6 separate regions of the Homo sapiens genome follow, and all the other regions are linked to region 6. The links are chromatin loops, found by intact Hi-C in ENCODE. Cell type or tissue: HepG2. All regions are shown on one strand. Region 1 overlaps TMPRSS11E (transmembrane serine protease 11E). Region 2 holds the start of UGT2B7 (UDP glucuronosyltransferase family 2 member B7). Region 3 has its middle 69 kb from the start of UGT2A3. Region 4 has its middle 44 kb from the start of UGT2B11. Region 5 overlaps UGT2B15 (UDP glucuronosyltransferase family 2 member B15). Region 6 holds the start of UGT2A3 (UDP glucuronosyltransferase family 2 member A3).

The links. A loop is a pair of places that touch in the nucleus more often than their neighbours do. Peaks named below come from ENCODE experiments on the same cell type or tissue, not always from the same donor. Only the 100,000 strongest peaks of a DNase experiment are listed, where the experiment ranks them.
Region 1: a loop joins it to region 6, with 16 times the contacts of the local background. A loop is called at or near these places in 3 of 110 quality-filtered maps.
Region 2: a loop joins it to region 6, with 12 times the contacts of the local background. A loop is called at or near these places in 3 of 110 quality-filtered maps.
Region 3: it touches region 6 in a loop (10-fold over the local background); 3 of 110 quality-filtered maps call a loop at or near these places.
Region 4: it touches region 6 in a loop (3-fold over the local background); 2 of 110 quality-filtered maps call a loop at or near these places.
Region 5: a loop joins it to region 6, with 8 times the contacts of the local background. A loop is called at or near these places in 3 of 110 quality-filtered maps.

What each region holds. Positions count from the first base shown.
Region 1 is chr4:68,496,606-68,501,605 of GRCh38, reverse strand. TMPRSS11E (transmembrane serine protease 11E) reads right to left here. Exons shown (of 10, transcript NM_014058.4): 10 at 4,002-4,963. The coding sequence ends at 4,802. Among named protein-coding and RNA genes, the nearest start is that of TMPRSS11E, 52 kb to the right of the region's middle. In HepG2, a CTCF peak has its summit at 3,002 (motif pointing left); a DNase peak (open chromatin) is centred at 2,995.
Region 2 is chr4:69,094,535-69,099,534 of GRCh38, reverse strand. It overlaps UGT2B7 (UDP glucuronosyltransferase family 2 member B7), which reads right to left and starts at 3,061. Exons shown (of 6, transcript NM_001074.4): 1 at 2,294-3,061; 2 at 847-995. The coding sequence starts at 3,014. RefSeq lists an enhancer at 719-1,095. In HepG2, no CTCF peak of the experiment used is centred here; DNase peaks (open chromatin) are centred at 884, 3,074 and 3,954.
Region 3 is chr4:69,018,181-69,023,180 of GRCh38, reverse strand. It overlaps the pseudogene UGT2B27P and the pseudogene LOC100422020. Among named protein-coding and RNA genes, the nearest start is that of UGT2A3, 69 kb to the right of the region's middle. In HepG2, no CTCF peak of the experiment used is centred here; DNase peaks (open chromatin) are centred at 2,590 and 3,300; H3K4me3 peaks cover 676 bases.
Region 4 is chr4:69,168,670-69,173,669 of GRCh38, reverse strand. No RefSeq gene overlaps it. Among named protein-coding and RNA genes, the nearest start is that of UGT2B11, 44 kb to the left of the region's middle. In HepG2, a CTCF peak has its summit at 2,982 (motif pointing right); a DNase peak (open chromatin) is centred at 2,999.
Region 5 is chr4:68,654,826-68,659,825 of GRCh38, reverse strand. It overlaps UGT2B15 (UDP glucuronosyltransferase family 2 member B15), which reads left to right. Exons shown (of 6, transcript NM_001076.4): 4 at 4,644-4,731. Among named protein-coding and RNA genes, the nearest start is that of UGT2B15, 13 kb to the left of the region's middle. In HepG2, no CTCF peak of the experiment used is centred here; DNase peaks (open chromatin) are centred at 945, 3,025 and 3,515; H3K4me3 peaks cover 754 bases.
Region 6 is chr4:68,948,826-68,953,825 of GRCh38, reverse strand. It overlaps UGT2A3 (UDP glucuronosyltransferase family 2 member A3), which reads left to right and starts at 2,022. Exons shown (of 6, transcript NM_024743.4): 1 at 2,022-2,780. The coding sequence starts at 2,066. In HepG2, no CTCF peak of the experiment used is centred here; DNase peaks (open chromatin) are centred at 1,485, 2,135 and 2,545; H3K4me3 peaks cover 2,718 bases.

The sequences.
Region 1 (5,000 bases), 450 kb after region 6:
TTACACTGTAACTATATACAATTTTTATTAGCCAATTATACTTTAATAAAATTGGGGGAAATTAATTAGTTTTTAAAAACAGTAAGTGGAGAGTTAAATTTTACCAGGATCATAGTAAAAAGCAAGTGTCACAGAGTGGTGGAGCAAGAGAACAAGCAGGTGAGGGGTATATGCAAGGCAGTGAGTACAGTGATTGTAAAATTTAAGCTGACTACATCTACGCCAAAGAGGTACTGATTAATGTGTTAGAGACAATTAAGAGAGAACTTCTGATTACATTTCACAGGTCTCTGTCTTTCACTCCACCTTGAGTTATATAATAAAAATTACATTAGGACAAATTATAGAATCATAGTTATAAAAAGTAAGAGCAACAAATATTTATTGATTGTGCTCCTAAACTGGAATCCATTCCACAAATACAGTAGAAGCTGATACAGATGTGTCAGAAAACTCTTAAATATAACATGTATCAGAAACTAAATTCAGGTATAAAGATTCTCCATATCAACCATGTCTTTAGTCTATGTTTGATTGTGTACCCTGTGGAAAGGTGAAAAACAGACTTTATATCAACCAACATAAGATACATGGAAGTGCCATGGTAGAGTCCATGCAGAATTACAGAAATTGAGCAGTAATACCTTCATGAAGGAAATACTGTTCATTCTTTTCTACCCAAAGCCATTTCTTCTTTTTTATTTCACGTATATTTATTTGTTTGCTTTTATTACTCTTTATTTTTATTTAATAAATCTTTATAGAACAACTGCCATAAACAATATTATAGTTTCCTGTGAACTGTGAAGGATATAAAAATGAACCAGTTAGTGTCCCCACCCTCATGGAGTTTACAGTCTAGTTGTTGAAATCACATCTGTCTGCACATGTGAAATACACAGGTAGATATTCTAAGTACAGAGAGTTTTACAAGTAGTAAGGAGCCATGTGAAAAGAATATGGCCGTTTCTTAAAAATCTAAACATGTACTTACCGTATGACCCAGCATACTCTAGGCCATAAATCTCAGAAAAATAAAACTTATGTCCACACAAAAGCTTACACACAAATCTTCATAGCAGCTTTATTTGTAATAGCCAAAACCTGAGAACAATCCAAATGCCCTTCAGTGGGTATACAGTTAACAAACTGAGGTACAGCCCTATCATGTAATACTACTCAGTAATAAAAAAAGAATTAACTACTGACACACACAACAACTTGGACAGATCTCAAGAAAATTATACTGAGCGAAAAAGCCAACCTGAAAAAGTTACATATTGTATAATATATTTATATACCATTCTTGAAACAATAAAAATTATAAAGATGGAGAGCAGATTAGTGGTTGCCAGGGATTAGAGACTAGACACAGGCCTAGGGAGGGAGCTGGATGGCTGTCGGTAGCGTGATGTAGCCTTGTGAACAAACTATCTGTATCTTGGTAATCACATGAATCTACATATGTAATTAAATTACATAGAACTAATTACACACACACCTACACACACATATATAATTGATTGCATCCTAATAAAGTTAATGGATTGTCTCAATGTCAACTTCTTCATTGTAATATTATACTACACCTAAGCAAGATCTTACTATTGAGGTAAACTGAGTAAAGGGTACACAGAATCTCTGTGAATTATATCTTACAGTTATATCTTAACCGTATCTGAATCAATGATTATCTGAAAATAAAAAAAATTAATGGTAAGGAAGTTCAGAAGAAACGTATAGTACATCCACTTGAGGAAGTAAAAAAAGGCTTCAGGGAAGAGGCGACATTTGAACTACACCATAGATCTTGATATAATCCAGCCACTCGGTGGTTAATAAAGTTTATCATTTTTTAAAATTGAAGTCAAAAGTTAGAATGAACCCTCACATTGACAGACCACTTTGATAAATATGTTTCGGAATTATCCCAGTAAAACTTTTTGTAGAATCAGAAATTTTTTTAACTAGCACATTTTGTTGGTCTAATTATCTTGTCATTTCAAAAAAAAAAGGTATTCAGCCTGTTATAATCAAATACCATATTTTTTAAAACAAGAGTGTAGTTTCATTATAGCAACAGTTATTATTACTATGGTCTCTTGAACACCTACTAATGTTCCAAGAACTGTGCTAAGCACTTTTTAAACATTCACAGTTTTATTTCCACAACAATCATTTGAGCAAATATCATCTCTATCTTACGGGTGAGATTATAGGCTTAGATAAATAGTAACCGGCTTAATTCACTCAGTGTAAAATCTGGGATTACTTTTAAAAATCAATGTGTAAATAATAATAAAGCTATGTTTTCTGCATAATGTAAAAATAAAAGAGTCATTCAACAACATTTATTGAAGGACTGTTATATACAGAGTACTTTACTAGTGCTGTAGGAAGAGAGATCGAAGATATAGAAGAGGAACTGCCTGCCCTCTTGAAAAAAGTAATAAATATTATCGTCACATCTTCTTAACTATCTCCAATGAAACAGTTAACACAGACATGCAGATAAAACCCTTTGGTAATTACTTTTCAAAAGAAGTTACCATTTTAGAAATGTATTACCTATTTCTCTATGTACATAAAGTTTGAACTATCGCTCATATTTTCACTTTGACCCAAACTTCTATTTCTCAAATCCTTTGTAGAAGGAAATATCAAAAGTATTTCTCTTAGGAATAAGATGTCATTGCAAAATTAAGCTTTTAAAATTTCTTCTTAATTTAAATTGCTCCAGGTGCTTTTGCAGAGGGAGTTCCTCAAATCATGCAACATAAATTTTATTTTAGTTTGGAATCAAATGTCCAGAAATTTGAAAAATACGAATAATGATGTAAATCAACACGAATTAATTTTTAAACGCCATTTGCAAAGAAAAACTGTATTCTTTTGGTTTCACGAGACTCTAATTTCAGGTACAGTTCTCATTATTACTTACAGATCTAGACATCCTTCTTGATGTCAGGCTTCCCCATAGCTTCCTACAGCTTGTGGGTGCCACCTAGAGGCCCAACTACAGAATACACTGAAACAAGAGGAATCCATTTTTAACAGAACACTGAGAGTAGTTTTAAAGGTACTTATATCCTTGCTTAAAATTCAAGGTTTTCCTCAATTTTGTTTTTTCCCAGAGCATTTTGCTAAATGAAACAAAAATAGCTTATGCAAAATATTTAGCACTATCAATTCATGTCAGTTTTCATATTTTTGCCAAGTGCCTAAATGTTATCAGTTCATACTCCAGTGTTATTCAGATCAATAAACTTAAATTTTTCGTGGCAATACTGGTTTTCAGGGTAATTATTGTACAATATAGAACTTATATGAGTAGCTATATGCAATGAGGACAGACTTGGTGAAATCTCACCATTAACATGCCGTACATCATGGTACCAGTCCTAACTTCATTACGGTCTGGATTACTTGAAAGCTGTGTCTCTAACAGCTCAGTAATAATTTACCAAAACTAAAAATCATGAAGGTGGCCAATATCATGCTTTTACTCTTCAGTTTTGTTATCCAGGCAGTTAGCCATTCAGTGTCACACTAGATGCAGCAGTGAGGCAGCTTCCAGGATATTTTCTCTATGGTATCTTTCCATCTCAGCGAAGAGGAGTCTAACAGGACCATTAACCATGTATGAACTGTAAACACAGCAGCAGGGGAAGAAAAATATCTACAATCATCTCAAAATAGAGGTCTGAGCCCCAGTTCAGTTGCATGACTAGACTGTACACTAACACCTGGATCTCATTCCCTTCAAGGATTTGCTGTTTGGGAAAGTCTTAGATGAATAAAACCTTTCCAGTCAATTGTTTGAACTCTTCGTTCCCTCCCATTCCACAACACAATTATTTTAGTACATAAGCATGCTGATTGTTATTAAATTAATTTTCATCCTAGCCTCAAATTTTAAAAAAATTTACAATAAATTGACTAGTAACATTTTTCCCATCTTCCCCTTCTTTGTGGATTATCATATCATAATGTCAAGCAAATGGGTGATTTATATTTTATTGTTATATGTTGACATCCTCAGTAACAATGTTAAATAAATATTTGCTTTAATTTGCTTAGAACAAGTACATTGCATGAAGTTTGTATAATTATTATAGGTCACAAAAAAACAGAATCTTCTTCACATTTATCATAGTAGTTGTTTGGAAATGAAAATAAGGATATATCTTGGCTTCTTTCTGGATTTCCTTAACTTAGTTCCCATACTTCCTAAATGATGAAGTGATTGGTATTCTGCTGTCTTTGCTTGACCTTTCATAATGAATATGATCATTTCTAATATTCCACTAAGAAAAACACCTAATACTTTTCTGTGCCAATAAAATGTAGGGGATTTTTTTCTTCTTATATTTTCTTTCACTCCTTGTTCTGCACCTTGAAAATGGATATTTGCTGAAATGAGAGGAGCTGAGGAACTGAAGAAAAGGAGTGCTTCAAATTGTATATATGCATTACAAATTTATGTCAACAAGTCAAAATTCTGACAAAACTTCTAGAGAACAAATGAATACAGGCTGTAATGTAATATTGTATTATCTATTTCTCTATGTACATAAAGTTTCAACTATTGCTCACAGATGACAGAGTTGATCTGGCAGAAGCAGGATGCTTATGTGCGGAACAGAGCTGGGAAGAAAATACATGCATCAAGCAAACAGTTTATTGAGATCAGTCAAATCTAGCTGTTTTGCAAGTCTTCTCCAATTCTGTATCTCTAAAAATGGCCTCCACACCCAAAAAACAAAAAAAAATGTTATCTGTTCCATGAGGCTTTTCTCTCTTAGATACCAGTTTTTGAAGTAATCCAGTCCCGCAAGGCCGTAACTCTAGTATAAACACCAGGCTTGTTGGGTTTCGCACATTCATCTCCCCAGCTCACTATTCCAGCAAGGTACCAGATATCTCTAGCATCTGAACTAACCAGTGGTCCTCCAGAGTCACCCTAAAGGAGAAGACAGAAATTAGTAATTCATAATTCA
Region 2 (5,000 bases), 150 kb before region 6:
GGTTGGCTCTTTACAGTCTGGCCCTCCTGCAATTTAATCCATTGAATATCTTGAAAGCTCTCCTTTAAAAAGAGAATCTTTTCATATATTTTTATTTCTTAATCTTTTTAGTAGTTTTTCAATGTGCTTAATAAATATTTCAACTCCTAATACGTATCTGGCTCTAATTTGCCTCTCACCATCATCCGAGTCTTAGTCTCTCCCTGCAAACTAAACTTGAGGACTTGAGAACTGTCCTGACCACTTTACCTGCTTCTTTTTTTTTTTTTTTTTTTTTGTCTGTCTCTCCCCGTCATTCTTTTACCTATTCCTGCATATTGTTCAGCTCTCATCTTACTAATCAGTGACTGCAGGATACTTTCTATTATCTCCACTGATGCTTTCTTGGTATTGCGTTTTTCCTTCAGATAATAGTTTTTATATAATTTTTATTACTTGCACATATTCTATCTTTTGAAGTAGAATGTAAGGTATGTGGGGACAGAAACTGTGTCTATTTTTTTCTCTGAAAATTCTGCACTTACCTGTGTTTTGTGCTAATCCCTTTGTAAATATTATTTGATTGGATGACCAATACCTTCTTAGGTATTGCATAATGAAGACTTTAATTTAACCAACCCTATTTTCAAAGTCTCCTTAGTATTCCTCTCTATTTGTAATACTCATAAAACTCATATACGTGTGATGGTATTAACGTGCACATGAGTTTCTAATTGGTATCTGCTTTACCCCACCCATTTCCCATCTTTCTTTCAGTGTAAGTCAAACACTCTGAAAGAAGACTATAGAATCATTTCTACTGAAAATTCAAAGCCAACAAAATAAAACCAACAAAAGTATGTTTACCTTAGGCAGGGGTTTGGCAGGTTTGCAGTGGAGTCCTCCAACAAAATCAACATTTGGTAAGAGTGGATATGGAAACTGAAAATTCCAGGAGTTTCGAATAAGCCATACGTCAGCTTTCCCCATTGTCTCAGATAATGTAGTGGGTCTTCCTGACAGGAATAGAAAAAAAAAAGGTGGATGACACAAGATAATTACTTTAGGTAAATTTCTGAAAGGGGTTAGAATAATGTAGGCAAAAATGTAGGCAAATATCTGTGCTTTGAAAAATATATACACATATTCATATATAGATATAATTTAATTTTATGTATTACATATTTTGCCCATGTGTATTTATAAGAAAGACAAAGTAGTAGGAGAATTGTGAGGTTAAGCTACATCTCTAATGTCGCATCAGTATGCTCATAATCATAAACAATTATTAAAATGAGCCATAGAAAGTTAAACAGAAAATTTCTTTTCTCTTAAAGCTTCAATAGTAGCATACGGACATTTAAACAACTCTTTGAGCTCCATAATCAATTAATTCTACTCTACCCATAAAAATAATTTTCTAAGAAATAGTCTAGTTTACACAACTCATTAAGCTAATTCTTTTATCTTTGGTTCAAGTGAACTGTGGACTATGTTGAGAGTATGGCTGAAATCCTTGTACCAACTACTCTTTTAGATTCAAGCTAAGATCTTAATAATATTTTTAAGTAAATATATTTGTACATTATAGCTAGAAATTTTTGAGAAATTATTGAAATAAAAATTTGTACTCAACCTTAATTTGTCTCATATGTTCTAATAAAGAGACATAGTTTCAAAAAACTATGTAGATATAACAACCTTCACACTTCAACAAGATGATTGGACTTTAAATTAATGATTTCCAATTCTTTCGTGAAAGAGTATAGAAACATTAGAAACTTCAAATTGCCCTTATTGATTTTTGCATCTGAGGTATAGACATTATCTCTCTTTACTGTGAAGGAAACCTTCTGGTAATATGGGAACATCTTTTGATTTCTAAATAAGAAAACAAGTTTACAAGAAAAAACAATTTCTGCAGTTATATAGATAGTTGTAGAAAAATGTGTAACTACTCATTCTAAATCTATGCATTCAGTAAGAAGTTATTTGATGGATTTTACTGTTTTTAAGATGTAAAACAATGTATAGTAAAACAGATGTGTAATTGCTTAAAGTCTTAGATGCACTAATGTATAGGTTTATGATTTCCTGGGGTGTTCTGTGTGAGTGATGGCCACAGGGTTTTAACTGACCCTGTAATTTAAGCTTTTCTATAATATTTGTGAGATTAATAGATCATCTTGTATTTTTGTTTTATAAATTCACTTACCAAAACCCCACTACCCTGACTTTATGGCTTTATATAAGCTCTGCTTCAAAGACACAAATAAGTTAGAGCTTCATGTTACTGATTGAAAAAAATACTTACCTAGAACTTCACTATAAAACTGATCCCACTTCTTCATGTCAAATATTTCGAACCAAAAGTCAAAGTAAAGCACATAGATCATATTTTTTACCCTCTCCATGAAAGTCATTTGATCAGTTAATTCTGACATAACAACAGGTACGTAGGAAGGAGGGAAAATAAATCCTCCACTATGCTTTTCAAAAGTGTAGCCAGGAGAGAAGCTGAGACTGTACACAAAGGGTATGTTAAATAGCTCAGCCAGCAGCTCACTACAGGGAAAAATAGCATCTGCAAAAATGACGTCAAATCTTGACTCTTGTACTTTTTTCATAAATTTCTTATTTGAAACTACATCTTTACAGAACTTTCTAGTTATGTCACCAAATATTGACATGATTTCCTGTACTTGTGAAAAATATAACCAAAATGTATCTTTTGGAAGGTCTGACCATCTCTTAATCTGTTGCATGATGAAATTCTCCAACTCAGTTTTAGTTAAAGATGTGGGATAAATTTCAATTTTAAGAGCGGATGAGTTGTTGGGATCAAAAAGAATGGAAGCTGAAGATGCCAGTACAGTCACCTCATGACCTCTCTGAATAAGCTCATCCAGGATTGTCTTTATATTCATCCAATGGCTGTATTCTGCTGCCCACACCAGCACCTTTCCACAATTCCCAGAGCTAAAGCAAAAGCTCAGTTGTATTAGCAAAATTACTGAAGTCCATTTCACAGACATCCTGGTGCAATGCAATGCTTGTTTTCCAGTTGCTGTTCCTTTCTGTCATTTCTCATGGTTATGTCCAAAGATAAATTAGCCAAGAAGTTAAAATGTAACCCTTATAAGTCAAAGTACATACAATATCATTAAATCAACAGTCTGAGCATGTGGATGGCAAAGAGACAAATGAAGGTAAATGATCTGTTCACACAGATGTGATTAATTTCCCTTTTATGTTTATGAGTGCTATCCTTCAGCTAATATCAAGGATCTTGTATGGACATGCCATCTGTCTTATGCAATATATTTTAGAAGAGTGTCCAGAACAGTAGCAGTGACAGATCTTGTTTCTGCAGTCCATTTGACACAAAACTAAAGATTAAATGACTAAACATGGTCCACATATTTTTGTAAACTTTGTTGACATGTAATTTAAATATCATACTATTTATCAATTATTGTGTAAAATTTAATGTTTCATAGTATATTCACAGAATTGTGCATCTACCATAACAATCAGTTGGAGAGCCCTTTTATCTCCCCAAAATAAGCCCTATAGTCCTTAGCCTTTTTCTCTCCACCCCTAGTTTCTGCATTTCCCCTGTCCTAGGTAATTGCTAATTGAATTTCTATCTCTATAGATTTGCCTATTCTGGACAATTTTTAATGCATAGAATCATACAATATGTGGTATTTTGTGACTGGCTTCTTTTATGTAACATAATATTTTAAAGGTTCATTTATGATATAGCGTATACATGTTGATTCTTACAACCATCATGTAAGATATTGAGAGTTTCAAGATGACACTATCTTTTTAAACTTTGTTAAAGTAATCAAAGATAAAGAAAGAAAAAGAGAAAAGTAAACCAAGCTTGTAGTACATTCAGCATTAATCATTAGGTTAGCTTGTTCTCCGACTCACTTCCTCACAGTTATTTGGCTGTTGTCCTAGAATTATGCAGACCCTGTTACAAGACTATAGTTCCTCTTAATCCTTCTATAAATATTAACTTAAACATTATGAAATGATCAACTTTCCTTTTGAGGTATTCCTTCAGGTCCAGCATACTGCTAAAACTACTGACTCGGCTGGTCTGAAGGATCTCACTGATGTCAGCTGATCTGAAAGACTTCACTGATGCCAGCTGATCTAGAGGACCCCACAAGGAACTGACTCAGCAAATAATGTAGTTTCTTGTTCTGATGACTTTACCCTATTACCCTGACTAATCAATTACCCAAATTTTCCAGCCTATCACCATCTATGATCTCCTTAAAACCTCCAACCCAGAACTCCTTGAGGAGCTGGATTTAGGGTTCTCTTCTTATCTCCTTGCTCAGTGCCCTGCAATTATTAAACTCCTTCTTTGCTGCCAAATCTGACGTCTCAGTGTAATTGGACTATTATTGGACAGTAAGCATATGAAACTGTTGGTCCTATAACAAAACTTTAATGGAATAAGTAACTGCAAATATAATAAAACTAGAAAGATAACTATAATTAGAAGTGGAACTTAATGATGTAACAGAATTGATGAAATCTCATGATAAAACAAATAAGTGAGGAGTTACTACTTTTGGAGGGGCAAAGAAACTTGTTTCCTGAGATGGAATCTACTCCTGGTGAAGATGTTATGAACATTGTTGAATGACAACAGGAGATTTAGAATATTACTTAAACTTACTTTATAAAGCAGCGTTAGAGTTTGAGAGGATTAATTCCAATTTTGAAAGAAGATCTTCTATGGGTAAAATGCTATCTGACAGCATTGCATGCTAAAAATATCTTTTGTGAAAGGGTGGGTTAATGTATGTGGCAAATGCCATTGTTGTCTTATTTTTAAGAAATTGCCACAGCCATGCTAAGTACTAGCGGCCACCACCAAAATGAGTTAGCAACCATCAACATTGATATGAGAATCTTCATCAACAAAAGTTGCACTGACTGAAGACTCAGATGATCATTAGCACTTTTTAGCAATTAAGTGTTTTTAAATTAAG
Region 3 (5,000 bases), 69 kb before region 6:
AGCAATATTGCCACTCTGCTGGCAATATTTGCTCACAAACTGTGTTCAAAAATCCTTTTAAGAAAGATTTACTTCATTTCAGGTTAACAGATTATTAATAGAATAAAAACAAATTTCTCTATTTTGTGACATGCATCTTTTCCTTCCTAATTCTACTTTGATGTAAATTTCTGGTGAGACTTTTTAAAGTAGAACTTACCTGAATTACAAGGCAATCTGTGAAACAAGTTCAGTAGTAGGCGTTTAGAAGATAAATACTTTCTAAGACTGAGAAACTAAGCAATGTTGCAAATATTCAGAAAAGGAAAATATTGTGATTTAGACAAAATATTTTCAAATGAAGCAAAGTAACTGTAATTGTACTTAAAACATATCTGTTTGGATAAAAATAAAAGGAATTTCTACTGTCAGAAAAACAATGTCAAGGAACATGAAATGAAGCTAATATAATAAGTGTGAAACTATATAGAGAAAATGAAGATGGTCTATTTGAGAATGTTTAGATAAATAAGAATAGATCACATCACTGCCTCATTGTTGACAGAATGATGCTTTCTTATACTAGAAACTCTTTATATACAACTAAATTATCTCTTGTTCTGGAGACAGCCACATTTACAATAAGACTGAAATTTATTATTCACACATACAAACACAAAATCATTCATCCTTTTCTTTATTCTCTTGCTTTCCAAAACCTCTATTGTCAACACTTAAATCATTATGACATTGATTGACATTGATATGTACCAAGTTAGGGAAAGTTATAAAGAAAGATAGCATTTTAACAGTTGTCTAAGAAATGGGCTTTTTTGTTTCTTATGCTGACCGTTGTATTCCAGCTCTGAGTCCCATGAGAATGTGCTGGTGTGGCCAGTGAAATACAGTCTTTATATCAATTTAATAATGATACTTGATGAACTTGCTCAGAAACACCATGAGGTAACTGTGCTTGTCACCTTCAGCTTCCATCCTCATTGATTCCAACAATTTGCTGTTAAATTTGAGGTTTATCCCACATCTTTTACTGAGAATGAACTTGATTTCATTTTTATGAAATTGATCAAGATGTGGACATACAAGTTCCCAAAGAGTACATTGTTGGCATATGATTCAAAGATGCAAAAAACACATATTATGAATGTTCTGATACTGTTCAAAAGCTCTGTGAGTATGCTGTTTTGAACAAGAAACTTACAAGGAACAACAAGATTCCAGAATTTATGTCATTCTTGCAGATGTCATTTCTCATTAGTGAGCTGCTATCTGAACAGCTTAATCTGTTAAACATTTCTTATACATTTGGTCTACTATCATCCATTTACAACTGGCAGTATGTACCAAGAACTCTGTGGAAGACTTTCATTACCTCCTTCTGATGTAACTGTTGTCATATCAGAACTTAGTACCAAAATACATTTATAGAAAGGTGAAAAATCTTTTCCATTTTCTTCATTTTGACTTTGCATTTGAGACTTTTAACAAAAAGAAGTGGAATCAGTTTTACAGTGAAGTATTAGGTAAGTTAGTGTTTAATTTATTCACTTTTCCTCCAATATGTGGAAGGAAACTTTCCTTTCTTTGTGTCTGTTAGAGTGTGTTTATGAATTAAAATAAAAAATAACCTTTTTTGTTATTTGAAAGACAAGGTTTGGCAAGTTGGTGGAGACACTGAAACCCTCAAACATTGTTGGTTGAGAATAGAAAATTATTCACCCACTGTGAAAAAGTCCAGCAATTCCTCAAAAGGTTACACATATATTTACCACACAATTCAATAATTGCCTTTCTAGACATATACCCAAGAAAAATAAAAACATGCCCAAAGAAAGCATGTACATCAATGTTAATCAATGCTATTCATAACGGCCAAAAGTGGAAGAAAATCAATGTCCATCCACTGATAAATGAATAAATAAATTGTGTTTATAAGTAGCATCTGATACTATTTGGCAATAAAAATATCAACGCTATGCATAATGGCCAAAAGTGCAAGAAAATCAATGTCCATCCACTGATGAATGAATAAATAATTTGTGGTTATAAGTAGCATCTGATACTATTTGGAAATAAAAATGAAATCCTTATATACACTATTCTATGGATGGTCCTTTAAAAACATTAAACTAAATAGAAGAAGCCAGCCACAAAAGACCACATATTATATAGTTTCATTTATTTTTAAAAAGATCCTGAATAAGCATATTTGTAGAGGCAGAAATTAGATTATTGGTTGCCCAGTGCAGGGTGGATGCAGAAATTCAGGTGGGGAGATGATATTTAATATACAGGACTTTTTTTAGATAAAACTGATTGTTATGTTGGATGCACAAGTCTGTGAACTTACTTGGAAATATTTAATTTTATATAATAATTGATGAATCATATGGTAAGTGAATTATACTTCAACAAAGTTTTACAAGATATTCCTTGAACCACGATATTCAAAAATTCTATTTGCATTGTATAATTACTTCATCTCTTATTCTGTGTCAAGGGGCCTGCAGGACTCTCTCACTTGCCACTGTTCTTGACACTATTACAAAATACATTATATAAAACAGGATACTTGCAAGGTCATTAAACTTAGGTGGATGACAGCAAATATAAACATAAAAGAAACATCAAACATTCTTGAGTAAATATGAAGTAATCGAACTTTGTCTCCTTGCCATCCATGTACTCAGGATGCTCATATAATGTATTTACTTTGAATTGAAGGAGTTATGTTTTAACTTGATTGATTTTTCTCTGTATATAAGTATGAGAAAGAAACAGTGACTGGAAAAGAATTATCACATTGCACCAGGATGGCTCTGAAAGGAACTCAAACTTCAGTTCTTCTGCTGATACAACTCAGTTGTTACTTTAGCTCTGGGAGTTGTGGAAAGGTGCTGGTGTGGGCCGCAGAGTACAGCCCTTGGATGAATATGAAGACAATCCTGAAAGAACTTGTTCAGAGAGGTCATGAGGTGACTGTACTGGCATCTTCAGCTTCCATTCTTTTTGATCCCAATGACTCATCCACTCTTAAACTCGAAGTTTATCCTACATCTTTAACTAAAACTGAGTTGGAGAATATCACGATGCAACATTCCAAAAGATACATTTTGGTTATATTTTTCACAAGAACAAGAAATCATGTGGGCATATAATAACATAATTAGAAACTTCTGTAAAGATGTAGTTTCAAATAAGAAACTTATGAAAAAACTACAAGAGTCAAGATTTGACATCGTTTTTGCAGATGCTTATTTACCCTGTGGTGAGCTGCTGGCTGCGCTATTTAACATACCCTTTGTGTACAGTCACAGCTTCACTCCTGGCTACTCATTTGAAAGGCACAGTGGAGGATTTATTTTCCCTCCTTCCTACGTACCTGTTGTTATGTCAAAATTAAGTGATCAAATGACTTTCATGGAGAGGGTAAAAAATGTGCTCTATGTGCTTTATTTTGACTTTTGGTACCAAATATTTGATATGAAGAAGTGGGATCACTTTTACAGTGAAGTTTTAGGTAAGAATTTTTTCAATCAGTAACATGAAGCTCTAACTTCTTTGTGTCTTTGAAGCAGAACTTGTACAAAGCCATAAAGTCAAGGAAGTGGAGTTTTTGGTAAGTGAATTTATGAAATGAAAATACAAGATGGTCTATCAATCTCACAAATATTATAGAAAAGCTTAAATTATAGGGTCAGTGAAAATGCTGTGACCATCACTCATACACAACACCCCAGGAAATCATATACCTATATATTAGTACACCTAAGACTTTAAGCAATTACACATCTGTTTTATCATAGAATGTTTCAGACCTTAAAAACAGCAAGATCCATCAAGTAACATCTAACCAAATGCATAGATTTAGAATGAGTAATTACACATCTTTCTACAACTATCTATATAACTGCAAAAAATTTTCCTTGTAAACCTCAGTTGTCTTATTTAGAAATTAAAAGATGTTCCCATGTTATCAGGAGGTTGTCTTCACAGTAGAGAGAGATAATGTCTATATCTCAGATGCAAAAATCAATGAGGGTAATTTGAAGTTTCAAATGTTTCTATACTCCTTCACTAAAGAATTGGAAATCATTTATTTAAAGTCCAATCATCTCGTTGAAGTGTGAAAGTTGTCTTATCTATATAGTTTATTTGAAACTGTGTCTCTTTATTTAAAAATATGAGACAGATTAAGGTTGAGTACAGATTTGTTTCAATAATTTCTCAAAAATTTCTAGCTATAATTTATAAATATCTTTACTTAATATTATTAAGAAGTTAGCTTGAATCCAAATGAGTAGTTGGTACAATGATTTCAGCCATACTCAAAATAGTCCACGGTTAACTTGAAGAACCAAAGATAAAAGGATTAGCTTAATGATTTGTGTAAACTAGACTATTAGTTAGAAAATTTTTTTATGGTTACAGTAGAATTAATTGATTATGGAGCTCAAAGATTTTTTTAAATATCTAGAGGCTACTATTAAAGTTTTAAAGAGAAAATAAATTGATGTTTAATTCTCTATGACTTATTTTAATAATTGTGAGTATACTGACATGACATTAGAGATGTAGCTTAACCTCACAATTCTCCCACCACTTTGCCTTTCTTATAAATAAACATGGGCAAAATATAGAATACATAAAAAATAAATTATTCCTATATGTATATATTTTTCAAAGCATACAAACTTTACCTACATTTTTGCCTACATTATTCTAACTCCTTTCAGAAAATTACATAAAGTAATTATCTTATGTCATCCACTTTTTCTTTTCTTTATTCATATCAGGAAGACCCACTACCTTATCTGAGACAATGGGAAAAGCTGACATATGGCTTATGCGAAACTCCTGGAATTTTAAATTTCCTCATCCATTCTTACCAAACGTTGATTTTGTTGGAGGACTCCACTGCAAACCTGCCAAACCCCTACCTAAGGTAAACATACTTTCGTTGGTTTTATTTTGTTGGCTTCAAAGTTTCAGTAGAAATGACT
Region 4 (5,000 bases), 220 kb before region 6:
TGTATATAAATTTTTTTTTTTTTTTTTTTTAAGACAGAGTCCCGCTCTGTCATCCAGGCTGGAGTGCAGTGATGAGATCTCGGCTCATGGCAACCTCTGCCTTCCAGGTTCAAGCGATTCTCCCACCTCAGCCTTCTGAGTAGCTGAGATTACAGGTGCATGCCACCATGCCTGGCTAATTTTTTCAGTAGAGACAGGGTTTCATCACGTTGGTCAGGCTGGTCTCGAACTCCTGACCTCGTGATTCGCCCACCTTGGCCTCCCAAAGTGCTGGGATTACAGGCATGAGCCTGTCCCCATTATGTGTATATATTTAGAATGCACAATAATTTATATGGTATGTCTTTAAAATTTTTTTAATAATTAATACTGATTTGTACTATGATGCTTGTCATTTTATTGTAATCTCGAGAGAACTGTTTGTATTTGTTCTAAGGCTGTCTATTCTCTTTAATTAAATGCAGTGATTGGCTAAGATGCTGTGAAGGTGGGAGGCCATCCAGACAGCCGAGCCTGCATACACTGTGAGGCTCCCTTTGGTCTCTGAAGCTGACCACCTGTAGCATAGAAGACTTTATGCTTCTCAGTAATGGTTTCTCATAAGACTTTCCTTGGCCTTCAATTTGGCATTGTCTTTTGAGATAACTGGAATCAGAATCTCATTGGCCTTTGGTATGTTTTCTCCTGATCACCTATGCTGCCCTCACAACATTGTCCAGGGATACTCTGCTTTTTTAACAGGGAACTGAAAGGATAGAGTTCTAAAACCCATGGGAATCATTGAAAGGAGGCGAGAGAAAGAATATTTTTAATGAAAGGGTCATGTTTTCATATGTTATCAGAAGGGAAGGCAGAAAAATTTGCATTTCTCCTATATATATAGAAAATATGTGTTTTTTGCATATCAAATAAAGGCAGCTGTTCCAAATTTTGCTGTGTATTGACACAGTCTTGGGAGCTTTTGACAAGAATGATGCCCATTTTGAATATCAATGAAAACAGATTTTGGAATTAAGAGCCAGATTTTGTGTTTTATAAAGATCTCCAGCAGATTCCAATGTGCAGTACATTGGAAACACTAGGTTAAGGTCTAGATAAACAGTGAACGAAGTTATTATTTTCATTGATATTTAATTAATTATCAGTCATTCCATTAGTTATTATCTAAATTAAATACAAGCTGTCTGTGTATATCAAATCTACATACAGTTTCCATCAAAGTAGTGGAAAACTAAAAAAAAAAAAAAAAAAAAAAGAGTTATTCCAATGTGTTAATACTTCACAAAATGGTGGCACTTCTTGTTTCCATGACAGGTGTACATGAATTTAGTCACAATCTCTTTTCATATTATTTTAATCTATCTCAACAGTGTCACCTATTCACCAGTCCGCGAATGAGTATACGTGGTATCTCTTTTCATAAACAACTTGTGGAGGGAAGTATTTTTGCATTATGAGTGTCTTGCTCTTTTCTTCCACTTCATATTTTGTTCTGCGTGTTTTATCCATTCTATTTATAAGCAGCAATTATCTCCTTAAAATCTATTTTGCTTTATCTTCAAGTTTTGCTTTCCTCAAAAGGAAATAAGTTTTAAATTATCATTATTATTTGTTTTTTTATGTACAAATGTTCTAATAAGGCTACATTAGTGTACTATTATATATGATTTCTTACAGTGAATTTACCAGAAATCATGTTATATGACTATCATAAATTAATTTAATACTTAATAGATTCATGGGACAAGTATTATTATTGAAATGTATATTAATGGGCTCAACTCTCTGTGACACCCTGCCATTATAGGCCTTTAGTCAACTTCTCAATGTAAGAAACAAAATAAATTACACAAGAATGGTTGCGATCATAGACCTGAACACCACAAGCAGATTTTCCATATTACTTATTGCTACTTCTTCATCAATTTCTCATCTGATTTCCTCTAAATGATTTTAAAGACTACTATACATTTAATGATTTTATGTATACATTTTATCTACTAATATTTCAGCTCTGTTGTTTTTATACTTAGTCAGTACTTACATATTAGTATTTTGGAATCTTGCCAGTTAGCCATACATTTATATAAGATGTTTCTATAAAAAAAGAGAAATTTTAAATTCCAGACTACTCAGCTATAACTAAACCTTTGGAGCATGTTCACATTAGGTTGAGCATGGTCTGAAGACACTTAAATCAAATTATAACCCCATTTATTAATACGAATATAAATTTCTATATAAATTATTATAATTAAAATCAAATAATGGCCTAATGGATTATTATGTCATCACCAAAACTATGCCATTTTTATTTTTTCTAATTGCAAGAATTTCTTGGCATATCTTCTAGTCTTTTTAAATTACATGAAATATTACAAACTGACAAAATAGTATAAAGTACTTAAATAAGTGCCTATAGTCTCATTACCTAATATAGAACATAAGAGTGTATTGCCTTGTTGTCAGTACATATCCTTTGAAAGTGATATGTGGTGTGTAGGTGGAGGGAGACTGATGTTGGCAGAATAGGAAAGCCGTGTTCCTTTCCTCTTCACAGAGAAATGGACTTAACAAATATATATATATATATATATACCAAATTGCCTTTATGAAAATACTCCAGAAACAATTTCAAAGATTTCAGCACCCCAGGCAAGAGCAAAGCCAAGAAGAACTTCATTGAAATTGCTAAGAAATTTCACAGAATTGGCTCACTATAGAGTACAGCCAGTACAGCATGGCACAGTTAGGAGAAAATTCCCTAGCCATACCTTCTCCCACAGGAAAGAAAGAGAAGAGTAAAGTGTGTTTTAATGTTCTAGTTTTTGGAGGGGCTGCACAAGGGGCTAGTTTCTGACACCTAACTCAAAGAAATCACAGGAACTAGCAGAATTTGGATGCCTGTGATCTACTGAGAACAAAACCACGAGTGGCAGTGTTAAAAAGGCTGCCCTACCACAGAATGACAGCAGAGGGAGCAAAAGACTACAAACTCCTAAAGATGAAATAGAAAAAAAAAAAGTTTATCTGGGTAATTACATACAGAAGCTGAGAGAAGACACATTCCCAGAAAAGGTTTGAGAGACCTGCAGAATCTCTAGCTGGGCTGACTGGTGAAGACAGTCTTTTGTATCAAGCTAAGTAGTAAATAATGGGAGATGCAGCTATTTTTTCAAATATCCAAATTGCAGCAAAAGAACACAAGGCAGCAAGGCATACATACACCCCCCCCCCCACACACACACACAAACACACACACCACTAAACCATGGCCCAATGAAGGGACCAAAATAAACTTCTAGAAAATAACCTCAAGGAAATGAAGATCTATGAATTATTTGTCAAATTATTCATAATTATCATTTTAAAATACTCAATTAGCAAAGAGAGAACACAACTATATAAAATAATAAAAATAGTGCCTATAAAAATGAAAACATTAACGAAAAGGTAAAACTCTATAAAAAAAGAACCAAGCAAAAATTCTGGAGCTGAAGAATACAATAACTGAACTTTTAGCATTCACTAGAGGAGAACACAAGAAGACTTTATCAAACAGATAAAAAAAAATACACACTTAAGAACATAGGTTATTTGAAATTATTCAGGAAGGGGAGCAAAAATTTAAAGAAAAAATTCACAATAAAAAAGTGAAGTCAGCCTAAACAACTTAAAATACACCATCAAGCTAACCAATAAAGCATTATAAGAGTCCTAGTAAAAAAAGAGTAAAATATTGGGGCAGAGATTATATTTGAGAGAAATAGTGAACAAAGAATTACCAATTTTGCAGAGCATAATAGGCATACAAATTCAAGAACTCAGTGAAGTTCAAATGAGAATAATCCAAAGAAGTCTGCAACAATGTACAAGGTAATGTTTCAGAAGTCATAAGCAAAAAGAAAATCTTGAAAGCAGCAAGAAAAAAGGGACTTACCACATGTAAAGAAACTCCCATAAGATTATCAACAAGATTCTCAGCAAAAATCATGCAAACCAAAAGTAAGTGAGATAATATATTCAAAATGCTGCAAGGAAATTAAAAAAAAAAGTTTTTCAAATGAGAATAACATCTGGCAAATTTGTCCTTCAAAAATCATAGAGGAATGAAACTTTCCCAGATTTAGAAAAAAAAAATGATGAGGGATATAATCAACGCTAGACTTAGAAGAAATATTAAAAGGAGTCCTTCAGATTGAAATGAAAGTATGCTGGGCAGGTCAGGCGCCGTGTCTCATGCCTGTAATCCCAGCACTTTTACAGGCTGAGGTGGGCAGATCACCTGAGGTCAGGAGTTCGAGACAATCCTGGCCAATGTGGTGAAATCCTGTCTCTACTAAAAATACAAAATTAGCTGGGCATGGTGGCAAGCACCTTTAATCCCAGCTACCTGGGATGCTGAGGCAGGAGAATCACTTCAACCTGGGAGGTGGAGGTTACAGTGAGCCAAGATTGCACCATTGCACTCTAGCCTGGGCAAAAAGAGTGAAATTCTATCTCAAAAAAAAAAAGTATGCTAAGCAAAAGCACACAAAAATAAATATTTCACTAGTAAAGGAAAATATATAATCAAATATGGAGTTCTGTAGTTAACGTTGGTGCATAAATTACTTTTAGTTCTGATATGCAACTTAAAAAACAAAAGCATAAAATAGCTATAAGTGTACATAAATTAATAACAATATAAGAAGATATCTTCAGTGATATTAAGAATATTAAGTGGGGATGAGTGATGTAAAGGGACAAAGTTTTATATGTGATTGAAGTAAAATTTTAATCTTTAAAGTTTTTTCATTTCATCTAAAATAGTTTGTTATAATTTTAAAATGCTTCATGTAATCCTCATTCTAAACACAAAGAATACACATAAAAGATAGAAAAAAGGATGCGAAGAAGGAATCAAAAATTATGCATACAGCAAAAATTTGTAGTATGAGAAAACGTTATAGCAAAAAATAACCATATTACAAATGATGAAACATCTCAAATAAGCAACC
Region 5 (5,000 bases), 290 kb after region 6:
AACATTTTAGTTCTCCATGAGTCCTGAAAGTTTTTCTTCCATTCTAATGTCACAATCTCCAAAATTATCAAAAACTTTTTTTCAAGAGCACCTGTTAGAATTTTATGGCTGAGTATAAAATCGCCTTCTAAAGAGGACCAAAGTAAGACAACAATTGTCTGTGGAGGACAAAAAGTTTTAGGGCAGACTCAGTCAAAGACACAATGGACAAGGAAATTTGTTACCTCTGTGGCACACAATAACTTAACACATATAATTGTTACTGATAACGTACACACTAAGTCATATCAGAATTATAGGAGTTTCCCATAATTTTGGAACACATAACAATAACATACTTATATAAATACAGCTCAAAAAGACCAAACACCATTTCATATTTGACAATGTTTCCTGTATAATTTTTATACAAAATAAACCAAATTATGTCATTTTTGGATGTTAGGGAAACTAATAAATTAAAGGATTACTTAGGTCAGAAAAAATCATAATTTATAATTTGTTTGGAAAATTTCTCAAATATCAAAGGTTTAAAACACTTAATATCACAGGTAAGATAAATCATTCATTTGACTAATGTGGTAACTCAAGGATTTCAAAAAAAGGCAAAAATCTTCATTCTTTGAGAGAGGAGACTCAATTTGCCAAACAATAAGCCCTAATAAAATAGCATGAAGCCAAATAACTTTGTTTTTCAAAATTTTATGAACAATCTATAAAATTCTAATCTTGACCATAAGATATAACTTTCCTCAGCCTTTCATAACCTTTATAATCTTTATTAAGAAGTCAGTTTATGCTTCCAGAAAACCTTGTTAATCTGACACAGGGGCCCATATGTTGGTCTTGCATTAGTGTGTCTTTGACATTAATGATTAATTTGTAAATAAACTAACTTATCTCTCAGTATCAGTTCTTAAAATCTCACACACCCACCTCTTCTGTGATAGTCCCTGGACCTTGAGGAGCTGAATAGCTTTTAGAAAGCACTGTTAGCATTATGCCACAACAAACAGAACTTGAGGAAAAAAACTTATATGAGTTGAAAATGAGTTGAAGGATAGTGTTGCCATTTCACACCCTTTATGGTTTAGCTTTGAAATAAAAATGATAACAGTTTTTTCCCAAAACAAACCTTACTGCCTGTGGACTAGATTGCTTAAGGCCACAGGGTTAGAAGTTATGATAATCTTACTTAATTCAAGATGTGGCTATTTTCATTAAACCAATATCAATGTCTTATTTATTAAAAAATTACACAAGCAAAGATCATTCTGTTTTGGGCTTGGTTTACAGTTTTGTAACCCTTATGTCAAATTTTGACACCTTAAAGTATTTGGCAACAATAAGTATGAAATTGCTTGATTAATAAATGCAAACAAAAATATATGCTGGAAATTCTTAAGACATTTCTAATATTATCATACTTTAGCAATAATTGTAAAGTTATCTTATTTATAAAAGATTTTATTGAAGTTACATAAACTTGAAAAAGCATTTGACTAGTCTTTTTTTTCTGGCAAAGTATTTAATTCAAGCACTTTTATTTTCTTAAGCCAATTAATTAGAGCTCTTTTATATATTTTCAGTAATAAAACACTGTGTACAAAACACATAAATACATACACACATTAAGCATGCCAATAGAAGTACATCTTATAGATTTATGAAAACTACATTTTGCCATATTAGACTTCCAAATTCTTGATAACCTGTTTCAATAGGTAATCTGTATGAATACTTGATCACCATAGGCAGTTGTAAGCTAAATAGTCTTACATTTGCATATTAAAAGAAACCAAGTGAAAATTAAATAGCAAAATTTACATCATAAGGTACAGAGACAAAAAATTTGGTGTGCTGGAAGGAAAATAAAATGGATTCAATTGCCTATTAAACATAAAATTATAGAAATTATAATGGCCTTTTAAATATATGCAAACACATGTACACACACACAAAAGATTCTATGGCTTTTACTTCAGAACTTTAGCCATGAGATAAAAAAAATTGACCAGCTTGCAGACAAAAACCTGTTGAATCCATAGTGTGGTTTTTATCTTAATAGAAAAATAAAAGCAAATTTAAAGCAAGAAGAAAAGAATTTTTTTTAAAAAGAGAGAACTTAGGAACTCTATAGCTTGCAGGACAACCTAGGGTTCTTAATGTATATGTGCACAAAGACCGTATTACCTTCATTTTACATAAACTCTGCCAAGTAGAGGTGTCATAAAACCTACCAAGTGATATCAGGGGGTCATTCTTCTTGTTTTCTCATCATTCTTAGATTATTTGTTTCCCACTTTTTTTCCTAAAAGGAGGAACTGAGCTGTGGCCTAGGGTTTATGTGTGGTGAATCAATGTGTGCTGCTTGTGGGCAGTACTCCACAGTGTGTCACCACTGAGTTGTTTCCACCCTCTTACATGTCTCAGTTTCTCTCTCCAGAGGTGTATGACCTCTGAGAGGGCTCAAAATGCTGGGTGATCTGCCCTCATATGTGTTTCCTGGACTAGCCTTTTTTTAAAAGTTAATTTTTATTGGGGATTTCCCTGCAGGGCCACTCCATGTCACAGGGGGTCAACCCCAAGACACTCCCACAAGGCCCCCAGTTGCTTAGGGGTGCCTTTTGCCTGGGAGGAGCAGATGCCCTTTCACTTTGGAGCTGAGAAAACTCAGTCTCTCATTTTCCTATGTAAACCACAGTTCAGTTTCTCACACAAATCCACACAGACAAGCCAAATGAGATTAATTTGGGGAATAAAAACAATAGAGGAGACCCTTTACAACACATCTCCAAACTAGAATTAGGATTCTTAAACAACAACTTCCTAGGAGGAAAAAAATAGCAACAGTCAATACTACTTCCAGTAAACTGTACTCAGCCACCCCCTACTTTGTAACTCGTCTGCCATTACACATGCCAAGGTAAAATCCTCTCACAGTACAAGGTAATCTGTGGTAATCTCAAAGCCAAAGAGATCAGGTCATTCAACATAGGAAAACAGAGCTTTGGACTGAGAAAAAAATCTGCCCACAACTCTTGGAACTCCACAAAGAAAACAGACACCCCTAAAGGGGTGAGTGGTGCCTTTGTTCTGAATTCTTTAAAAGAGTTCAAGTCATTAGAAGCCTTCTCTAGATTTTTCATACTGCAAATGGCAAAAGGCAAAAGGAGGTATAGGGTGGAGGAAAAGTAAACAAAAGAACATTTGTTTTTTTAAAGACAGGAAGCAAACACAGAAACCAAGAGCATGGTTTTTAGGTTTTGTTTTGTTTTGTTTTGTTTTCTCTTTTGCGTCTGCAAAGAATTTTAGCCAAATTAGACAGGCTTTGTTACCCACAATTTGGAATTCTCACTCAGATTTGATCAAGTCAGGTAAAGTTCATCAAATCTGATGGGAGAAATACTGGAATGTACAAAAAAAAAAAAAAATCCCAGAAATGTGATCACTAAGCACTGTAATGGTAAGGAGAAATTAAGTCCAGCTAGTTGTTAAACATTAACCAAGACAAAACCGCAATTCAGCTGTTTACCTACGGATGGGTTTCAGGCCAAAACTGCCCTCTGCCATCCTAGAATCAGGAAAGAAACCTCAAATTCATCCTCCCTCCTGGGAGCGAGCTCAAACTCCATAGAGTTACCTGCCTTCCATTGTCATGGAAACAGGAAATCTTGCCTTTCTTGTAGGAAGCAAGTAAAACTCCAAAAAAAACAAAAAGGAGTTGTACAGCAAAATAAACTTCAGATCTTGTCTGAATTTTGGGGTATCAGAGATTCTCTGGAGGGGTTGCTCCCAGACCTCAGCCAATTGTCTTCTTTGTTTGAGCCATAAATTTAGCTCATGCTGGTACCAAGCACTGATAGGACATTTATCAAAGGTCAGGGAACCTCCACTCAGAATCTCTTCATGGTTACCAAAATATGAACCCTGAATATATGAGACAGTTCTCAGATAATTTAGAAAGTTTATTTTGCCAAGGTTGAAAATGTGCACCCATGACACAGCCTCAGGAGGTCCTGATGACATGTGTCCAAGGTGGTGGGGGGACAGTTTGGTTTTATACATTTTAGGGATACATGAGACATCAATCAACATATATAAGATGAACATTTGTTCGGTCCAGAAATGGGAGACAGCTAGAAACAAAGGCAGAGCAACTTGAAGCATGGAAGGGGCTTCCAGGTCATAGGTAGATGAGAGACAAATAGCTGAATTCCTTTGAGTTTCTGATTAGCCTCTCGAAATGAGGCAATTTGATATTCATTTATCTCAGTGAGTCAAGGGCTGACTTTGAATAGAATGGGAGGTAGGTTTGCCCTAAGCAGCTTAACTTTTCCCTTTAGCATAGAGTTTGGGTTGCCAAGATTTATTTTCCTTTCACAATCTCATGTGTCTAGCTATTATGTTAGAAATGTCATTATTTCTTTATATACAAAATTGATTATAAAAGTAACGACATTAAACGTGGGTATTCAACTTACCTCAAACTTTTAGTAGTTCTCATTACTTGACATCACTTCTTCTTATTTCTTCATCTTTTATATGGATTAACTAACTGATTATTAATCTCTTCAGAATTCTAACATGCTATGTTTTTAGAGTTCTATTCATTGAACAAGATATTTTCCTTGCCCTAACAGGTTCTATGGAGATTTGATGGCAAGAAGCCAAATACTTTAGGTTCCAATACTCGACTGTACAAGTGGTTACCCCAGAATGACCTTCTTGGTAAGATTCTGGAGAACAAACAGTGAATATATTAGTAACAGCAAATTGGAGTGATAATAGTTCAACATAAAACAAACATATTTAGCATTTATTATTGGAAAACTAAAAAACAAATCAAATTTAACTACTTTATATTTATTTTCCAGTCTTAGTATAAAAAGAATGCACTATAGTAGTTGGCATTTTATTACATACAGTCACATTCTTTATGGTCAGAATAAAAATCTCTTTGTTCAGGTGTAATTTCCTCTCACAGGTTTTAAATAACA
Region 6 (5,000 bases):
ACAACCTCCAAGGAGAAAAAAAAGAAAAAATGTTCAGAATAAATCAAGGACTATATACCGAAAGGAGATCCAGGACTCAAGAGGACATACCAGTTCCACTGGAGAAGAAGCTCAAAATTGGAGAGGCATTCAGTGGGCCTCTGTTGCTACCTTAGCTTCAAGTTCAGGCAAGTTTTATGGTGTCCTGAGTTTTGTCTGAGGCCCCACATGTTCAAGTGTCAAGTTGTTATTGATGAAAAGAGTCGAACACTTTAAAATATTTAAAGAGGTTTATTCTGAGCCAAATATGAGTCAGTAATGGCCTGTGATTTATCCCTCCAGAGACCCTAAGAACATGTCATCATGGTGCTCAGGCTACACAGTTTTAATGCAATTTAGAGTGACATTAGACATCAATCCATACATGTAGGTTATATATTGACTTGGTCTGGATAGGCAGGACAACTGGGAGTGGGGCTTCCAGGTCATAGGCAAATTCAAGGATTTTCTATTGGCAATTGGTTGAGTTATATTGTTGTCTAAGTTATAGAATTAACAGACAAGAATGTCTGGGTTAAGATAAAGGGCTGTTAATACCAAGGTGTTATCATGCAGATAAAGCTGTCAAGCAACAGGCTTCAGAGAGAATAGATTGTAAATGTTTCTTATCAAAATTAGTGAGTCTGTTCTATTGGTTTTAAAGTCTGCGTTGATGGTAGTGCTAGTGAGTTTTTCCTGAATTCAGAAAGGGGGGAGGGTATAATGAGGCATATCCTATCCCACCACCCCACTTCTCATCATTGCCTCAACTAGTTTTTGAGATTAACTTTGAAATGCTCTTTGCTGAGAGTAAGGGTCCGTTTAGATGGTTGGGGATTCCTAAAATTTTATTTTTTGTTCACATCTACATACAGTTGTTGAAAATTTGAACAGTAACTACAGGAAAAATAACCCAGTTAGATGATATTGATTCTGAAAACTGCTCTAAGTTTTGTGCATAATATTTTACCTAATGTCATTATCAAACTTCTGCTTATTAAGACAGAAACCACAACCATGTCTTTTCTCCTACACATTTTTTCCTATCTCAGATATTATCAGTAAATTCAAATTTTAAATTAATTTCTTGCATTTAACTATTAACAATTTATGTTTCATTCTATTAGGTTGACATGTCTCAGTAACTAATATATAATTTTTATCGTTTTCCCTGTTTTAAACTCTTACCTTTACATACCACTCTGTGTTGAGATGCAAGAGTTTCTTGCTAAAGAAAAGGTTGATCTTGTGACTATCCTTTAAAACTTGAGTAAATAATTATTTGCCTATAAATTATGATTCAAACTCATAATTTTTTATTTAAAATTATGTTCTCCAATTTCAAACTAACTTTCTTCTGTAACGTCCTGCTCTGAACTTTCTCTGTGACCACTACTCACTGGAATGATTTTCAAATATCCTATACTTTTGTATGCTTCTATCGATTGTGAAATGCTTCCTTTGGCAACAGTAAATCCTATCAAAGCTTTCATCTCACCTCCTAAGTCAAATGCCTTATTAAAGCTTTTATTATTTCATATTAAAGCAATTGTGCATTTTCCCCTCTGAAATACTGAACACTTTGTACTTATTATATAAAATTAGTCAAAATAGTTACCCAAACTCTCTAAGTATATTCTCAGTAAACCTTTGTATTGTCCTTGTGAGCAAGGGATGTGAAACATGTGCTGTCCTAAACCATCTGATGCCTTGGACTTAGTGTGGAATGAATGTAAGTGTGATTGTGTGCATGTTTCTGCACATGAATTATTAAATCTAAAGACTTGAAAAATTTTTTTCTTTATCATCAATCCAGGTAATAAAAGTATATTTATGTATTTTATTTCTAAGTTCTAGAGGGTTGGAACAACTTTTCCCTGATACATTGCATTTTTTTGATACCTTCAGTACATGTTAAACTGGCAACCACCAGTGAACTTTACTCTTAAAATATTAATTTTTAACTTCTGTGCTTATATTGTCATTTCAACTCCTTGCTTAGTAACTACAAAACCATTGCAGATCAGTGTGTGAGGGAACTGCCATCATGAGGTCTGACAAGTCAGCTTTGGTATTTCTGCTCCTGCAGCTCTTCTGTGTTGGCTGTGGATTCTGTGGGAAAGTCCTGGTGTGGCCCTGTGACATGAGCCATTGGCTTAATGTCAAGGTCATTCTAGAAGAGCTCATAGTGAGAGGCCATGAGGTAACAGTATTGACTCACTCAAAGCCTTCGTTAATTGACTACAGGAAGCCTTCTGCATTGAAATTTGAGGTGGTCCATATGCCACAGGACAGAACAGAAGAAAATGAAATATTTGTTGACCTAGCTCTGAATGTCTTGCCAGGCTTATCAACCTGGCAATCAGTTATAAAATTAAATGATTTTTTTGTTGAAATAAGAGGAACTTTAAAAATGATGTGTGAGAGCTTTATCTACAATCAGACGCTTATGAAGAAGCTACAGGAAACCAACTACGATGTAATGCTTATAGACCCTGTGATTCCCTGTGGAGACCTGATGGCTGAGTTGCTTGCAGTCCCTTTTGTGCTCACACTTAGAATTTCTGTAGGAGGCAATATGGAGCGAAGCTGTGGGAAACTTCCAGCTCCACTTTCCTATGTACCTGTGCCTATGACAGGACTAACAGACAGAATGACCTTTCTGGAAAGAGTAAAAAATTCAATGCTTTCAGTTTTGTTCCACTTCTGGATTCAGGATTACGACTATCATTTTTGGGAAGAGTTTTATAGTAAGGCATTAGGTAAGACACTTTTGTTTTATTTTTAATTTAGTTATCAAAAGAAATATTTTTAAAAATTGTCATACATTGTCTATGACATATATATGCAGGTCAATGAGTTTTTTTAGAAAATGTTGTAGCTGTTTTTCATAAAGAAAGTGTATTTGTTCTAAGCGTAAGATAACCTACTTTCTTAATACCAGTAATATACTTAAAAATGATCATCAATAACTAAGAGATTATATTTTGTATTTCCTCCAAATAGCGCAAATCAACATCACATATTTTTGAGAATCACTGATTGTTAGTCTGAATTTTATAGAATTTCTATTGAAATAAAATGCTAATCATTATTTTCTCTCTCATCATGTATTTAAGAAAATCTTCAGAAGGTCTTCTTTGAATTAATTTTTCAAGAGTCATTAAATTGAACATTTTCTAGAATTCTTTAATTTCTTAGGTGATTACTTCACAAAAACTTGAAAAAATATTATAAAAAGTTAAAAGACTTACGGTCTTGTGGGGCATAAGATAGTAGAATTTTTACTTTACTGATATACACCTACTTGACTTATTTTTATTTCCTTGCTTTACTGATAAAAAGTTGTTTTGCTTTGCAATTTTCATATAGTTGTGATCAGAGCTGGTCAATGCAAGACATGTTTTTATCCAAATATGTTTGAGAATTATGTAGAAACATGAAAAAAGGTACAATTATATTCGACACTAAAATATTGTTTAATGTATTCCAACGAATTCTTATGCATAGACTGTTTCACAGAACTAATATTCAGAGGATCCCAGTTCAAATGTCCTTAGCCTTAGACATGATTTGAATTTACATGTATTGATTTGCTTTAAATAATTTTCCATTCAGTAAGCTGTGCCTAGCTGCAGATAGCCTACCAGGCTTTATGGATCTAGGTAAACAATACAAATCTCTTGGCCTCAAGTCTACATTCAGATATTAATTTAAAGGGGTACAGCTATATAGAGGTCACTGGCAAATTTTGGTAAAATAGGATTATAGTAAAAGCCCCCTGACAAGATTGAAATTTAAAATAAAACAAAAGTGTTATCAAAGGGGTGAAAGAGCATTTTCCAATAAACAAAAGTGGGTTCTGGCCATGCATTCAGAAATTCCCCAACAATTCTTTAAAAATCATGGAGCAGCTTGATATATAAGAAATTCATTTAATAACTATATTTATTATGTAGCTCCAACTTACTAAATTATTGATTATTATATATTTTATAGAATTATCTATTGTGAGTCTAAATCAAGAGTATATATTCAAACAACTATAGGAAAAGGGATATCAGTCAATTTCAATTCAAGGATTTATTTCCATAAGTGCTTACGCACAGGTGTATTTCATTTTATTATACATTGCTTTATTGTCCTTCACAAAAATTGCAATTTACAAATTAAAGGTTTTTGAAAACCTTGAGTCAAGCTAATCAATTTGGCGTAATATTTCCAACAGCAAGTGTGTACTTTTGACTCTATCACATATTGGCATTTATCATGCTTTTTCAAATTTTTCATTGTTATATCTGTTACGGTGATCTGGGATCAGTGTTCCTTGATGGTTACACGTTTATTAGCTTGGGGGCACCTTGATGTGTTACAATATAAGACAGCAAACTTAATTATAAATGTTGTGCATGTACTAACTGCTCCGCTGATTCGTTTCCCCATCCCACTTCTTCTTAGGCCTCCCTATTCCCTGAGACACAGTAATATAACATACAATGACTTCTAAATGTTCCAGTGAAAAGAAAAGTAGCAGGTCTCTCAATTTAAACCAAAAATATAAAGGAATAAGTTTAATGAGTACTATAGTTTAGATATGGTTTGCTTGACCCTACAAAATCCTGTGTTGAAATTTGATCACCAATATTGGAGGTGGGGCTTGATGGGAAGTGTTAGGGTCATGAGGGTAGATTCCTTATGAGTACATTAATGCTCTCCCTGGGGAAATGGGTGAGTTCGTTCTCACTCTATTAGGTCCCAGGAGAGATAATTATTAAAAAGAGCCAGGAACATCCACCTTCTTTCTCTTGCATATCTCTCATTATCTGATCCCTGCACTTGCTGGCTCCCAACATCTTCTTCAATGAGTGGAGGAAACCAGAGGTCTTCACCAGACACAGATGTTGGTGCCATGCCTCTTGTATACCATGAAGAATTGTGAGCCAAATAAAAACCTTTTTCTTTTACAAATTAGACAGCCTCAG